Regions from separate parts of the Homo sapiens genome. Here region 1 is linked to region 2. Evidence: read pairs that join two places in POLR2A ChIA-PET (ENCODE). Cell type or tissue: Panc1. All regions are shown on one strand. Links, peaks and the distances in the headings refer to the core of each region. The heading gives the core; the rest is flanking DNA.

What was found. ChIA-PET counts read pairs that join two places held together with the same protein. Peaks named below come from ENCODE experiments on the same cell type or tissue, not always from the same donor. Only the 100,000 strongest peaks of a DNase experiment are listed, where the experiment ranks them.
Region 1: POLR2A ChIA-PET joins it to region 2 with 5 read pairs; 3 of 35 experiments call an interaction of 5 or more read pairs at or near these places.

The regions. Positions count from the first base shown.
Region 1 is chr9:131,760,563-131,765,562 of GRCh38, forward strand. No RefSeq gene overlaps it. Among named protein-coding and RNA genes, the nearest start is that of RAPGEF1, 23 kb to the left of the region's middle. In Panc1, for the core only: CTCF peaks have their summits at 2,069 (motif pointing right) and 2,276; no DNase peak of the experiment used is centred there.
Region 2 is chr9:131,833,791-131,844,986 of GRCh38, forward strand. No RefSeq gene overlaps it. Among named protein-coding and RNA genes, the nearest start is that of RAPGEF1, 99 kb to the left of the region's middle. RefSeq lists an enhancer at 3,870-4,408. In Panc1, for the core only: no CTCF peak of the experiment used is centred there; a DNase peak (open chromatin) is centred at 6,061.

The DNA of each region.
Region 1 (5,000 bases), core at 1-5,000, 76 kb before region 2:
AGATAAACACCATCCAGAATAAAATCTAGAACCTTCCCAGTATCCCCCTCCCCCACCCACCAAGGCACCCTTATACTGCTTCCAGTCAGAAGGCCTCACCCTGCTGGAGGTAACCATTATTCTGATGTGTATCGCCATAGATACCTTAGGCCTTTTTTTTTTTTTTTTTTTTTTTTTCGAGATGGAGTCTCACTCTGCTGCCCCAGCTGGAGTGCAGTGATGTGATCCCAACTCACTGCAACCTCCGCCTCCCGGGTTCAAGTGATTCTCCTGCTGCAGTCTCCCGAGTAGCTAGGATTCCCGGGCCCACCACCATGCCCAGCTAATTTGTTTTTTTTGTTTGTTTTTTTTTTGTTTGTTTTTTTTTGATGGAGTCTTGCTCTGTCGCTCAGGCTGGAGTGCAGTGGCATAATCTTGGCTCACTGCAAGCTCTGCCTCCTGGGTTCACACCATTCTCCTGCCTCAGGCTCCCGAGTAGCCAGGACTACAGGCACCCGCCACCAAGCCCAGCTAATTTTTTGCATTTTTAGTAGAGACGGGGTTTCACCGTGTTAGCCAGGATGGTCTCAAACTCCCAACCTCAGGTAATCTGCCCGCTTTGGCCTCCCAAAATGCTGGGCTTACAGATGTGAGCCACCACATCTGGCCCTTAGACCTGGTTTTGAACTTCATGTAAGTGGGAAGTTTGGGTCTAGCATCTTTTGCTCCATACTATGTCTGACATCTGCTTATGCTATTACCGTAGTTCTTTTTTTTTTTTTTTGAGACAGGGTCTCGTTCTGTTGCCCAGGTTGGAGTGCAGTGGTGCAATCATAGCTCACTGCAGCCTTGATCTCCTGGGCTCCAGCAATCCTCCCACCAGCCTCCTGACTAGCTGGGACCACATGTGCATGCCACCACACCTGGCTAATTGAAATGTTTTTATTTTATTTTTTTATAGAGACAGGCTGTCACTAGGTTGCAGGCAGGTCTCAAACTCCTGGCTTCAACTGATTCTCCTACCTTGGTCTCCCAAAGTGCTGGGATTACAGGAATGAGCCGCTGTGCCTGGCCAACATGTAGTTCTTTTTCACTGCAGTATAATATTTCATTATATGAACTATATATGACTACCACAATTTGTTCATCCAATCTACTCTTTTTTTTTTTTTTTTTTTGAGACAGGGTCTTTCTCTGTCATCCAGGCTGGAATGCAGTGGTGTGATTTAGGTTCAGTACAGCCTCCACCTCCTGGGCTCAAGTGATCCTCCCACCTAGGCCTTCCAAAGGGCTGGGATTACATGCATGGGCCACTATGCCTGGCCCATTCTGCTATTGATGAGCATTTGGGTTGCTTCCAGGTTTGGGTCATTACTAATACAGCAACCATAAACATCCCTGTGCCTGTCTTTTTTAAGTGTGTGTGTGTGTGTGTGTGTGTGTGTGTGTATGTCCAGATTTCCGTGTGCACACCCAGGCATGGAGCTGCTGGGTCTCAGGGCACATGTATATTTCACTTCAGCAGCCAAACATTTCCTGAGTCGTTGTACCAATTTACACTCCTGTGTGTTTCCTTGGCTTTAAAAACTTGCAATGATGATGTTGGTAGCTGCAAAACACACACCAGGAAAGAGTCCCAACATTTCCCTAAATCCCCACTCAGTGTGGCATTGAATTTGTAGGTGACAGGGTACACAGTTTGCACTGGAATCCTGCCTTGCTGTTTTCCTTCTCACCTATTTATGCTGCCTTCACATGATCCTGACACAGGAGCACACACACGCACTCACACACACGCACACACGCTTGCACACTTGGGCCAAGGCATCTACGTGGGGATTCCACGTTGCGCCTTGACCCAGCCACTGGGAGGGCGGCACTGGTTTCGCCCTGGCCCCGGCGCCTGGCTAGGCCTGTAGGCTGCCCCGGCAGTGGCTGCCATCTGTTCCAGGCGGGGCGGGGCCATCGTGTGGACGACGTGGGGTGTCCGCAGCGCCGGGGTGAGGAGGGGCTAGGATGGAACAGTGGCGGCCAAGGGCGCGCGGCCCTCTGGCGGGCCTGGCTGCCGGCGGAGTTCTGCCATGCGGCCACCAGAGGGCGGCACAGTCCCACAGAAGACAGCCCCGCCCGGCGCCTCCCAGGAGCCACCCGGGAGGACCTGAGAGCCAGCGGCGGACCTCGCTGGGAACTGGGTGGGTCGTGGGGAGCCCACGTTCCCCTCGCCTCACACCCTGCTGTGGTGGACTGAGCCCGGGGAAGGAAATCCAGAAACCACTTGGCTTCTGTCACTCACAAGCTCTGGGACGTTGGGAAAATGATTTGGCCTCTCTGTGCCTCAGTTTCTGCACCTGTAAAATGGCAACACCGTAATGATAATGGCCCACCCCCCTGGGGTCCTATCCCGAGGCTCAGTACCGATAACAGTGTTAGAACTATGATGACGGCCATTGCTGGGAACATTGCAGAGCTAAAAACTAAAATAAAAATAAAAAATAAAATAATGATGATGGCCAGGCATCCTGGTCCACGTCTGTAATCCCAGAACTTTGGGAGACCGAGGTAGGAGGATCACTTGAAGCCAGGCGTTTCAGACCAGCCTGGGCAACATGACCAGACCCCATCTCCTCAAACAATACAAAAATCAGCCAGATGTGGTGGCTCGGGCCTGTAATCCCAGCTACTCAACAGGCAGAAGTTGGAGGATCCCTTGAGCCTGGGAGGTCGAGGCTGCGGTGAGCCGTGATCACGCCACTGCACTCCAGCCTGGGCGACAGAAAAGACCCTGTCTCGAAATAATAAAATAATAATAATGATGATGATGATAATAATAATAACTATGGTCTATTGAGTGCTTACTTCATGCCAGACGCGGGGCTGGTGCTTCCAAAGCCTTCACTCATTTAATTCTCACAGCCACCCTCTGAAGATGTGAAGGCAGGTGGGATGGGAGAGCTTCAGCGTCGGTGCCATCTCCACCCTGAGCATGTCCCCAGCTGTCCTGCCCTCCCTGGGTGTGTCTTTCTCTTCTGTCTTCAGATCACAGCCCACCCCAGAGGGTACTGTGATTATCCCCACCAGACAGATGGGCAGACAGAGGGCAGAGGGGCAAGCCAGCCTGCCCCAGCTGTAGGAGCCAGGCTGGGGCTCCCCGACTCCACCCCACACCGTCTGGCCAGAGCACCTGGTCAGAGTTGCTGGACAACAGTCAGTGGGCATTGGTAAGGCCCGAGGCACCATGCAGATATGTGGCTGTCATCTCCCCGGGAGAAGTGAGCATGGAGTTGGCCGGCCTGGGGCTCCATTCCACCCCCTCAGCCACTGCTGCTTCCTCTGTAGTGTGAGGGGTAGAAATCAGTGCTTTGCCACCAGGTGCGGTGGCTCATACCTGTAATGCCAGCACTTTGGGTGGCCGAGCTGGGCGGATCACCTGAGGTCAGGAGTTTGAGACCAGCCTGACCAATATGATGAAACCCCATCTCTACTAAAAATACAAAAATTAGCCAGGTGTGGTGGTACACATCTGTAATCCCAGCTACTCAGGAGGCTGAGACGGGAGAATCGCTTCAACCTGGTAGGCAGAGGTTGCAGTGAGCCGAAATCGTGCCTTTGCACTCCAGCCTGGGCAACAAAAGTGAAACTCCGTCTCAAAAAAAAAAAATTTCTTTTGCATTTTTAGTTGAGACGGGGTTTCACTATGTTGGCCAGGCTGGTCTCGAAGTCCTGACCCCAAGTAATCTGCCTGCCTCGGCTTCCCAAAGTGTTGGGATCACAGGCATGAGCCACTGCCCAGTCTGCAATTTTCTTTTGAAGAAAATAGTCCTGATGGTAACCTTTTATTTTTATTTTTAATTAATTAATTATTTTTTTTGAGACAGGGACTCACTCTGTTGCCTGGGCTGGAGTGCAGTGGTGCAATCACACCTCACTATAGCTTCGACCTCCCGGGCCTAAGCATTCCTCCCACCTCAGCTTCCCAAGTAGCTGGGACCACAGGCCTCAGCCACCATGCCTGGCTCTGATGCTAAAATTAACCAAAAATAATGTTTAACGCCACCAGACTAGATAATTCCTGAGGCCCTTCCTAGTTCTAAATATTTTATGAAAACTTTCTTGAACCTATTTGTATTTTTGGCTGGTAAGTTCAATTTACCTTTACCCTACTGGGTCCAGACTTCCTCCTCCTCCTTGTCCTCCTCCTCCTTTTTTCCCTCCTCTTCCTCCTTCTCCACCTACCCTTTCCTCCTCTCTCCTCCTCCTCCTTCTCTTCTTCTATCTGAGAGATTATCTTTCTCAAGTTTTAGGCACTCACCATTCCAATCCCAGTTTTGGCATTCCCAGGTTTTTTGTTAAGTCTCTGTCCTACCCTGCTTAGCTCTGTTTCTGTGGCCTCACTTGTGCCTGTCCTTCCCGCTCAGTTTCCTTTCTGGATCAGCATTCTAGCTTTTCCCTCTGGAGTTTTCCATGAGACTACCCTTTACCATTATCTATCTGGTCCTTCCCTAGACAAGATCTGTGGCATTTCTCAAAGAAGACGGCAACTAGGAGACCACATGGCATTCTGGGAATGGGTCACCCGGGTCTGGGAGGAATGAGTTTGTTATTAACAAGTGAGAGAGAAAAGAGCTGTTCCCGTGACGAAAAGGAAAAAGAGCATCAAGTATAAATGCACGCTTTTTCATCACCATCTCCTGGTCTCTGCTTCCAGCCTTTTCTTTTGAATGTAGAGATAAATCCACTCTATTTTAATAAACTCCACATTTTATGCGGTTTTCAAGGTGTATTGGAAATAGGGTAAATTTTGATGCTAGCATATCTGAAAGCATTTTAAATAGCATCTATTCTGCTGGGGAATCAAGTAGTACGGCAAGAAACACTACTTTGCCTGTAAATAAACTACCTTCCATCCTAATCTGTAGCCCTGCTCTGAAGGAGCGCCTAACACTTTCTACACAACACGGGTGGAGATGTCCACATCTTCCAGAGGACTCAGTGTCCTTCACGATGACGTATCCCCTTCTGCT
Region 2 (11,196 bases), core at 3,229-8,228:
TCCTTTGCAGTTCGGTGGAGCCATGTGCTGAATTCTGGCCATGAAGTGTGCATGGAAGTGAAATACACCTGGGTCTCTGAGTCACTATGTGGAGCTGAGCCCTTCCTGGCCTAGGTCTCTGAATCACTGTATGGAGCAGGGCCCTTCTTGGCCTGGGTCTCTGAGTCATTGCGTGAAGCAGAACCCCTCCTGGCCTGGGTCTCTGGGTCACTGTATGGAGTCGAGCCTCTTGTGGCATGGGTGTCTGAGTCACTGTGTGGAGCAGAGCCCATCCTGACCTGGGTCTCTGAGTCACTGTGTGGAGCAGAGCCCCTCATGGCCTGGGTCTCTGAGTCATTGTGTGAAGCAGAACCCCTCATGGCCTGGGTGTCTGAGTCACTGTGTGGAGCTGAGCCCCTCATGGCCTGGGTCTCTGGGTCACTGTATGGAGTTGAGCCTCTTGTGGCATGGGTGTCTGAGTCACTGTGTGGAGCAGAGCCCCTCCTGGACTGGGTCTCTGAGTCACTGTGTGGAGCCCTTCCTGACTGCTGATTGTACTTTTCATAAGTGTGGTAAAGATGGTCACAAATTCTGTGAACTTCTCCCATTGAAATGAGGAGGTCTATATCTCCTCCCTTTAAATCTGGGTGGGCCTGTTACTGCTTCAAGCAATAGGATATGGTGGAACTGACTCTCTCCATTTCTGGGCCCACTTCTGCCTCCTGTCTCTTGGAGCACACTTGGAGGTCTGAGCTGCCATATGAAGAGTCTGACCACCTTGTTGGGTGGGGAGGAATCAGGACCAATAATTCGGTGCCTCTCAGGAGGCTCGGTCACCACTGACCAGGAAGGTGGCTTCAGGCTAAAGGAGAAATCCCGTGGGGCTCCTGTGAGGCTCTACTCTGACTAATACTTTAGTTCCTGTGTGATGGTCACTAATACGTTAGTTCCCACCATGGGTATTTTGTCCCTTCTCCTTCTTTGACGTGGCTGAGTTCTCCTCACACAGGGGCAGTGAGCTGTGGCCCTCTGCCTGGTCCCAGGAGGCCCTGGGACCCCTGAGCGTCGTGGCTCAGAGCTCAGCTCCCCTCCTGGGAGGTGGAGCTGCCTTTCTCCGAGGCCATGAGCTGGGCCCTCCACACCCCCCGGGGCACGTTCTAGCTACTGCCTTCCTCGCAGCCTTTGATCACCTAAGGATTTCCAGTCCTGCCCACTGCCACTCAGCCATCGCAGGCCCAGCGGCCTCGGGGAAGATGAAAGGTGTCGCCCACCTCGCTCCTCCTGCACAAAAGCAGGATCAATTAAAAACTTTCTATCCACGGAGCCGGAAGACTTGTCAGAGGAAGCTTCGGAGAGAAAATCAGGCTCCAGAGGGAGACGCAGTCCTTAAAAGTAAAGGTATTTTTAGCTGGAAAGTTTAGCAGAAGAAAGGCTGCGTCAGGCCCGAGCGGACCCGTCATCCGTCACAGGCCGGCCTCAGAAAGTGGGGAAGAAACCCCAGAAAGGCTTGAAAAGCCGTCCTTCCACGTGGGCGGGCGCCTCCCGGGCTGCCGGGGGATGTGCGAAAGTCATTGCGGCTCAGGGCTGTGCAGCCCCACCTTCAGCTTTTCCAAGTGTAAACGGAGCCTTTCTGCCTTGAACAGCTGTGTTTTCCCTTTACTTGGAGCGGATGCAAAGTTCGGAGGCTGTCCGGGGCCCTCCTCTCTCCCCCTCCCCCAGACGCTCAGCCTTAGGCCTTCTGCAGGGTGTGGAGCCTGCGGGATCCTGGGCCTTTAATGGGGGCTCCAGACCCTCCCTCCACAGCCACACAACTTTGCCAGTGATGCTGGGAGCCGGGAGAGGGCCTGGGGTTTGTGCAAGCCAGATTCAGACTCACGCGATCTCCCCAACTCCGGCCCGGGGACTTGGGGCTTCTCTGTCCTCTCTCCTCCCTGCACACCCAGCCTCTGGGAAGGCGCAGGCCAGCTGCACGGTGTTGGAATTCCACCTCCTCTGCTGAAGGAGGTGCTGGGTGTGCCAGGCACGTGGGGCCCTCGGGTGTCCACAGCTTCTGGGACCCCCCTGATAGTTTCCCACGGATTTTCCCAACTCTGACTTCTCTTGGTCAAACCCTACTTATGTTTCCAGGCTCATTTCAAATGCCACAACCTCCAAGAAGCCCTCTTGGATGTCCAGACAAGGGCACACGCTCCCCCTTCTGAATTCCCTATGGCCTTCTGTCTCTTCCTTCCTGGTACCCTCCTGACCCCACCTGACAGGACGTGTCCTGAAGGAAGAAGCAACGCAGCTCTGGAGCACGCAACCCTGGGGTGGAATCCGCCTCCTCTACTTTTTTTTTTTTTTTTGAGACAGGGAGTCGCTCTGTCGCCCAGACTGAAGTGCAGTGGCACGATCACGGCTTACTGCAGTCGGCCTCCTGGGCTAAAGCAACCCGCCTGCCTCAGCCTCCCAAAGCGCTGGGACTATAGGCGTGAGCCACAGCGCCCGGCCTACGCCTCCTCTACTTCTTAGCTTGTGATCTGGGGCAAGTTTCTTATCCACTCCAAGCGTCAGTTTCTCTATCAGTGAAAGGAAAAAATAACACAGTCTTCCCTCCTGGGTTCCTGTGAGGATTCAGTGAAGCGAGAGTGATCTACACGTGGGAAGCCCTAACCCCGTCCTCGTCCTCGGTAGCGTGGTGCTCGTCCTCCTGGGAGGAGCCCGGCGAGGCCCTGTGGCTGAGACTCGGGCACCTGGCTCTGCTCTGGCCCCCCTAGAAGACCCTGACGCCTAGTCTCTGGATTCAGACCTCGCCTGCAAAAACAACGTGACCACATCAGCTCAGCCTGCACCACCAACTGCTCTGAGATGAGGCGTGAGGTTCCCTTTGGAGGTAACTCTGGGGAAACGAGAGTGGCGGCCGGTGTCACAGGGCCACCTGCACATGCCCTGAGGATCACCGCACCTGCCCGGAGCTGGCTGGATGTTTTGGAGGACCCAGGACACAGCAGGCGAGCGCTGGCACCCACAGACCCCCTTTCTCTCATTTCACGTCCCTGGGCTGCAGAGGGAAGGACCCTCTGGCCTGGGCAACATAGTGAGACCCCATCTCTACAAAAAAATTAAAAAATTAGCCGGGCATGGTGATGCATGCCTGTAGTCCCAGCTACTCGGGAGGCTGGGGCGGGAGGATCACTTGAGCCTGGGAGGTCAAGGCTGCAGTGAGCCATGATTGCACCACTGCACTCCAGCCCGGGTGACAGAGCAAGACCCTGTCTCCACCACCAAAAAAAAGGCCCTCGTTAGTTTACTTGGGAGGAGCTGGGCCTGCCGTGAGCTGGGCAGGCATAGGCCCTGTCCTGGTGCTCACTGTTCTGGGGTGGGGGAGCAGATGAACAGGTATAAATTCTACTATGGGGGGGTATGGGCTCTGATGGCCATGGGGGGCGGGTGTCTAATCATGGACTGCTTCCCGGAGGAAGGTGCATTTGAGTCTGACACATGTGCAGTTAGTGGGAAAGTGGGATGGGCTGGATGATCTGAGCCCTGTTGGGGAGAAGCAGGAGCTGGAGCAGCCTGGCATCTTTGAGCATCTGAGGTCCAGCCTAGGACCCGTCAGGGCATAGCCAGGAGCAGGGGCAGGGGCAGGGATTGGCAGGACGGAGACCAGGTCAGGCTGGGCGGTGCCCCTGTCTGCATTGTGGCTGCTGCAGGCTGATGGCGGGAAGAGGCAGTGGGACTCGAGTGGCCACTGGGAGGCAGGGCAGGGGTGCTCAGGTGAAACATGGCAGCAGCCCTCTCTGGAGTTACAACCGAGGGCTGGAGACAGGCAAGGGATTCTGGAGAGTACAAGGAGCCAGACTGCTCGTGACATGTGGGGTCTGGGGAAGGGACGGGAGCGGGGGCCTGGGCTCCATGTCTCTATTGCCCTCCTGCCTTCCTGGCCCGGCCAGGGGAGCCTGGGCTGGGGCTGATCGTGACCTTGCCAGTCTGTGCCTGGGCTTGCGGACTGTTAGCCCGGGAACAGCCTGCACATCTTGAGTGTCTGTCAGCTTTTTCTGGGAGAAAGATTCCCAAGCAAGCCCTGGACACCCCCAGAATGTACAAGTCTCTGCTCTGTTCCCAGCTCCTGCTGTCTCCCCCAAAACACACAGCCCTCTGCTCTGTTCTCAGCTCTGGGTGTCCCCTCTGCTCCTGCCATCCCCCACCCTCACCTTAGATCAATCACTGTCCTGAGCTTCTCTAAACACTCCGTGTTGCTTCGAAGGGCGTGGGACCTCACTTCTCAGCAGTGTGACTCGAGTTTGCCCCTGGACATCTCCGTTTCCTCCTCTGGGAAGTGGGCTCACGGCAGTCCCGTCCCCATGCAGGGCTGCTGTGCAGATGGAATGGGAGGAGCAAGGCAGGCCCTGGGTCAGCGCCTGGCTCTGGACTTATCAGGACCATAAATAGGGTTCCTGGTGGTCGCTGTTTTATTCGTGGACTGCTGGCTTACGAGCTGCCCTGAGTGACGCGTGGGGTGACGCTGCCAACACCTGGCTACAGAGGTCCCTTCAGGGAGGACAGGAGAGCCTTGTGGTGAGGAAGCCTCTTTGGAAAGTGAGACTCAGTCATCAGAGCTCACCGTGCAGATGACAGGCTTCCGGGGCTGGACCTGGGGCGGGGGGGGGGGGCGTCAGGCGGACCCCCATCCCCAAGGGGCCCAGCTCGTCCTGAGGGGGCAGCCACGGCCCCTTTTCCAAGCTCCCCCAAGGATCCGCGGGTGGCCTCAGCCCCGCCCACCTCACCCTCTCTCCCGGCCTGACCCTTCCCCACTCCTCAGCCTCTGGTTCTGCTCTCAGCAGATGCCCCTGCTCAGCCTTCCAGAGCCCCTCCCATATTAGCGTCTTCCTGGGAGCACTGCTGTGCAGCTCCATGCCCGTCCCACCTTCTAGGCCAGAATTCATTCATTCATTCAGTCGTTCAGCACCACTGCCTGAGGGCTTACCTTGAGCAGGTCCCACGCTGGCTGACACCAGCACGCCGGAGGCCCCGGGCTGAACACACAGCGCCACCCACCGAGCCTGAGCAACGTTTGCTGCCGTCAGTGAAGCCCCCAGGCAGGGAGGCCACTGCAGGGAGGACTGAGCGGGCCTCGAGGGAGTGAGTGGCTGGGAACAGAGGGGTGCAGCCTTCCCAGGGAGGGGACAGGGTGTGGAGAGGGAGAGGGGGCTGGGGAGAGGTGAGCAGGCGTCTCCCGCTGTCTGAGGAGCTGGAACCTGGTCCGATCCAGAGGGCACCCTGGCATGGTCCGACCCAGGGGGTGCTTCTGCCGTGGGCTTCGAGAGGGCAGGGAGAGGGGAGGGGAGCTGCAGATCCCCTGGCTCCAGGCCATAAGGACCTGATCTCAGGTGGGGCTGGGGGGCACTGAGCAAACTGAGAACCACTCCCAGGCCTGGGTGAGGGAGCCAGGAGTCTGGGGTCTGGCCTGCCCAGCGTCCACAGCCCACTTTGCCAGGGAGGCCCAGGGCTGGTGAGGACCCAGCCGAGGTCCTGCCGCCACCCCAGCTGCAGCTGAGCTTGGAGAGGAAACCAGGTGCCGCTCGGGGACGTCGCTGCTCTAACTGCCCGCAAGGGGTGCTTCCGGGGCAGGCCTGGCCAGGACAGGGCGAGGAGGCCTCTCTGGAGGTCATGGGGACCCTGTGTCTTCTCTTCCTTCACACGCCTGGGCCTGCGACCTCACAGAGGCCACAGCATGCCCTGTCCGTCCTCACCAGCTGCAAGCAGGAGGCGGCCTGGCCGTAACACCGGCCTGGGAAGGCCGAGCACATTTGAGCAGCCTCATGGAAAGTTCTGGGGTTTATGACAACAGATTATCTGGTGGTGACAGCAGATCTGGGATGGTGCTTCCTGCCCACCGCCTTCTCTCTCTTTGAAAACAAAACCACCCACACATTTTGAAAGCTGGGCCCCTATGGTGGGTTCAGGATAGAGCCAACCCTGAACTCATGGGGAGACTTGTCCCACAGAAATGACGAAGATTCTTCCAGGAACAGACTCAGCCTTCTCTTTCCACCTGAGGGACACTCAGTCTCAGCCTGGAAACCAAAGATGGGGCTGGGCGGGTGCTGCGGTTTAGGCTGAATCATCGTCATAGCTGTGACCAATTGTAACAACAACAAAAACAGCAGCAGCAGCAGCAGCAGCTCATTTTTCTCTAACAGGCTTGTTGCATCTGCACTAAGTCAAGGTATCATTCCTGTCAAGGAGGCTTCCAGCCTGTGCTTGTTTGCTTCTCTTGATGGGGACCTCACTACCTCGGGCAGCTATGTATGTCCCCCAGGCGTGTGTCCAGTGTCCTGCTGGGGGCGCTGGCCCCCAATGTGCCCCTTTTGCTTTCAGACAGCCAGGACGTTGGGCTGCAACAGCCTAAACTGGCTCTGGCGTCTTACACAGCAGAGGAACTGGAGGGAGAGCTGAAGCTATTGGAATCCACGGGGAGGCAGGGAATGGTGGAAGCCACAGCCAGTGGGGCAGCTGGAACCACAGCCCAGAGCCAAGCTAAATGTGCACTCTCAATGATCTCCATTTGCCCAAAATTCGAAACCAGAAGGAAGCATTTGATTGGCTGAGCCAGGCACAGGCCCCGCCCTGGCTGCTAAGGGTAGAGGTGGCGGGAAGGGGAGGAGAGGAAGGGGAAAGGAAGGGCCAGGACTGCCTCCAGCAGGGTAAGCTGGGACCCCAGGCAACCACCACAGCCACCCTTTTCCTCCCCATTTACTGAGCTCACCGCAGGCCAGGCCACCAGGCCAAGTTGGATAATGTTTTATGTGATACCGCCTCATCCCGGGGTGTTTCCTCTCAGCACCATAACCACGCACACCCCATAATAAGCAGTGGGCTAGCTGGAGAGGCAGGAAATTGCCTTTGGGGTCCCATTGTAGGATCATCCCTTGTGGGTTTCGCCCTTTTATGGTGTCAGCCTCCCTGCCGGTGCTTCCCTGAGAGGGTCTCAGCAAACCAACATCTTGGTACCAACGATGGCGCAGAACAACTCTGTCCTTTTCTCCTTTGGCATCAAAAGACAAAACAAACCCAAATGACATCCATCCCAGAAGCTGCTCCCAGTTTCACTGGACAATGAGGAAGGGAAACGGGAAGGAAAGTAGGGTAGGACTGGCTGGGCCGATGTGCGGACTAGGAAGCAGAAACTCTCCTGAGGGAGGAAGCCAGGCCACCGGACAGGGCCAAGGTCTGTTCCCTAGGACGACAGAGCACACAGCACCTCAGTTTCATCTTTCAAGTCCCATTATTTGGCTGGGTGTGGTGGCACGCACCTGTGGTCCCAGCTACTCAGGAGGCTTAGGTAGGAGGATCGCTCGAGGCCAGGAGATGGAGGCTGCAGTGATCTGAGATTGTGCCCTGCACTCCAGCCTGGGCAATAGAGTGAGACCCCAACTCTAAAAAAAAAATTCCACAAATTCCACTATTTAGCCTGAGAGGCAGTGCAGCAATGGTTATGAACATGGGCCCCGCAGCCAGAAAGATCTGCGCAAACCTCCAGCTGTGTGACTGTGGGCGAGCAACTGAACCTCTCTGAGCCTGTTGTCTCATCTGCAAAACAATCCCGGGGCATTGCGGTGAGGGTGAAGTTGGGTCACGTAGATGAGTGGTGCTGCCCAGATCATCTTTGGGAAGGACCTGCTGCCCAGCTGCAGGGCGTGGTCACCAGACAGTCTCGGCTCTCAGTTCCTTCAGGGTGGGCTGCAGAGACCCGCCTCGCCCAGGCCATGCCTGGGGTCCTGCTGGGCTGGCGGAGGGCTCCTGGGACTGCGTGTCAGTTCAGCTCCTCCGTCTGCCCAGTCCTGCCACCTCCCCTGGCAGGCATCTTCATCCATCCTCAGCACCCGCCACCCCAGGAGCCAGCCTGCAGAGCCAAGCATGCGGCAAGCCCTCTGTCTACATCCTGTGACTACATTATTATTATGAAGCCTGCCCTAATGCACATATTAGGCTGGAAGACAAGTAGATGAATTCAAAATTGGGAAGAAGTGAAAAGCCAGAGGCAGGAGGGGCTTGGGGTATTTGCCCTCAAAACGACTGAGACCCCAACAGCCCCAGAGCCGGGTGAGCCCGAGTAATGGACATACATTGAGGGAAGAGAAAAAGCCGAGAAAAAAGCGGTTTGAACGGGGGGTGATGTCACCGGTTACACGCGTGGTTTCTGATGGTTTAACGCGGGCCCTGGAGATATTTGCAGAACCTGCACTCAAATGCCAGCTTCTTGCTCGCGATGTCACCGCCCATCCCGGTTCACGGGGGCAGGTGACGACGTCTCACACTCCCCAGCATGCACACCCGCGTGAATCAGGGCTTGGGGGAGTGGGAACTCGGACCAGAATATCTTGGTATTTAGTAACACAGGAAAGGACACGGATGGGAAGCTGCGGCTAAATGCCTAGCGAGAGCCGCTCACGGCGGGCTGATGGGATGTTTTAAGTAAATTCCACGCAGCCATCCCATGAACCCCTTGAAACTGGCCATGGAGGAGCTCGCTTGGTGATGGTCAGGGCACACATCGGAGGCTTCTCAGGGGGCAGGAGGGTGGGGACGGGCTCTGGGCCACGTCTGGGTAGAATGCGGTCATCTGGGGGTGTCATCAACGTGGGTTTGGTGGAAATCGCCTGTGGGGAGATGACTCCAGGAAGAGCCCGGGAAGCAGCTGTGGACCTCTGGCGGGTCTGGCGGGACCTCTGGCGGGTTCTCTGCTTCTGTGTTGTGTCCTAGAAAAGCAGGGGTGATGTGGAATATATCCCACCGCTGGCTGTGGCACCGGAGCCAGCCCAGGAGCCTCCCTTCTCCAAGAGGGGCTTGGAGGGGAGCCGTGGCACCCCACAAGGACTATCCTGCTGGCTGGCTGCAGAGGAGTTGCATTCTAATTTCCATTAGAAATTGATGGGGAGTGGCCTGGGGTGGCTGGGAATGGATGGGGCTGGAGGGCAGGAGTGTGGAGAGGGCTGGAAGGAGTCATGGGGATGGAAGTGGGAGCCAGGCATTGCACTGGGTGAGGGAGGCCGGGCCGCCTGCCCCCGAGACGCCCCTCCTGACAGGCTGGCTGCGGGAGAGGCTTTTCTTGTCCGTGGTGTGCAACTTCCTCTGCAGGCCTCTGCGCTGCCGCCTGGCAGTTTTACGAACCTTGTACCTGTCTTAAAAGGCTCCAAAGGCCCCAGAGGCCTCTGAGGAAACTGGTGCGCCCTTTTTTGAGATGGAGTCTCGCTCTGTGGCCCAGGCTGGAGTGCAGTGGCATGATCTTGGCTCACTGCAACCTCCAATTCCTGGGTTCAAGCGATTCTCCTGCCTCTGCCTCCTGAGTAGCTGGGACTACAGGCGCCCGCCACCATGCCCAGCTAATTTTTGTATTTTTAGTAGAGATGTGGTTTCACCATGTTGGCCTGGCTGGTCTCCAGCTCCTGACCTCAGGTGATCCGCCTGCCTTGGCCTCCCAAAGTGTTGGGATGTCAGGCGTGAGCCACCGCACCTGGCCTGGTGTGCCTTCTGTATGCCTGTTTACCCTCTTCTGCCCCCTCAGAGCCAGCATGAGAGGGTGGCTGGTTCCTGGAGCATTAAACGCTTCAGGAGGACCCAGATGTCATCAGGTGAGGAATGTCTAACCTATGGAGGTGTTTAAAGCTGAGTCCGTGAACCTCACATATCCTCATCTCCTTTCACCGACTGTTCACATTTTCCACGTTTGTGCACCTGCCTGCTCTTGCTCTCTCTCGCTCTCTCTCTCTCTCTCTCACCCCTGCCCCGCTAAACCCTTGCAGGCAGGCTGAAGCCACCATAGCACTTCCCCGTCACACTTCAGCCTGTGCCTGCTGAGAACATGGTGCGCTCCTAACAGACAGTCTCCATCATCCCGCCCCAGAAAATAGACGCCGATGCCACCATCGAATGTTCAGTCCACGTCCCAATTTCTCCAGCACCGGGACTGTACCTCAGGCTGCCCTGCCCGGCAACTCTGATTATTGGCTATTCCATTTCTCCATTCCTTCAGTCCACAAACAGTTATTGAGCACTTACTGTTTGCCACGTCCTGTTCTAGGTGCACGGTACACAGTGAACAAGGCGGATCAGGCCCTGCTCCCTGGCCCCCCCGCCCAGGAGAAGCTGGAGTCATTCCAGAGGGTGCCAGGGTGTCAGGATGGTGATTGGAGTCAGGCCCCAGCTCATGGTTGATTTGGTGCTTGCAAGTGAGCTGGGATCTGGGTGACGAGCCGGAGCTGACCATGCGTCTTTGCATCTGAGTCCCAGGCTGTTCCCTCCCTGGCTCCCTCACTCACTGTCTGGGTAGTGGCGGTGCCCCAGGTGCCCAGTGCTGTGCCAGGAGCGAGGGATGGGGGAGTTTGTTGCGGTTACCCCAGGCTACCCTGCTGTGGGTGCAGGGCCTGTGGGGCTGACCGCTTGGCTCTCGGTGTGCAGGCCTTCAGGTGGAGCGGCTCTCAGGTGAGGAGCTGACCCAGGAACAGTCCCGGGGAGCTGATCCTCACCTGGATGAGATCCCGGACTCGGAACAGAGGCTGCGATGGGTTGAGACTTTTGGGGTCGTCTGGGAGGGGGAGCGAGGATATTTTGCACGGGAAGAAATGCAGGACTCGGTGGCCAGAGGGCGGAGGGTGACACTTTGAAATGTGTCCTCAAATCCTTGGGTCTGCTCATCCAATGGTGGGGCCTAATGCTGCACTTCCCTTGAATGTCAGCCAGACTTGGTGACTCGTTTCTAACGAACAGAAAAGGAGCAGAGTGACGGTGGACACGCGAGACCAGGCCATCGAAGGCACCGTGGCTGGCCGCCGGCCCTCCCTAGGATTCCTCACCTGCAGGGGTCAGTGGCCACATGACCACATGGGAGGACACTCCAGACGCTCAGATGGTGACTCCCACATGGTGAGGCGCCGAGGCCTCCTACCGACAGCCACGCGGGTGCTGCCACCTGGGAAGGGGAGCTGCCTACTCAGGGGTGCATCAGATGATGGCCTCTGACTCTGTGACTGCACCTTCGTAGGAGACAGAGAGCCAGGCAATGAAGACACTCCTGAATCCCTGACCCTCAGATCCTGTGGGCCATTAACTTTGTGGCTTTAAGCTGCTGAGTTCTGGGGTAATTTTTATTTTTACTTTTATTTATTTATTTATTTATTTATTTATTTTTTGCAGCAAAATAAAACAAATATGGAGTTTGGGTTTAAACAGGTCCTT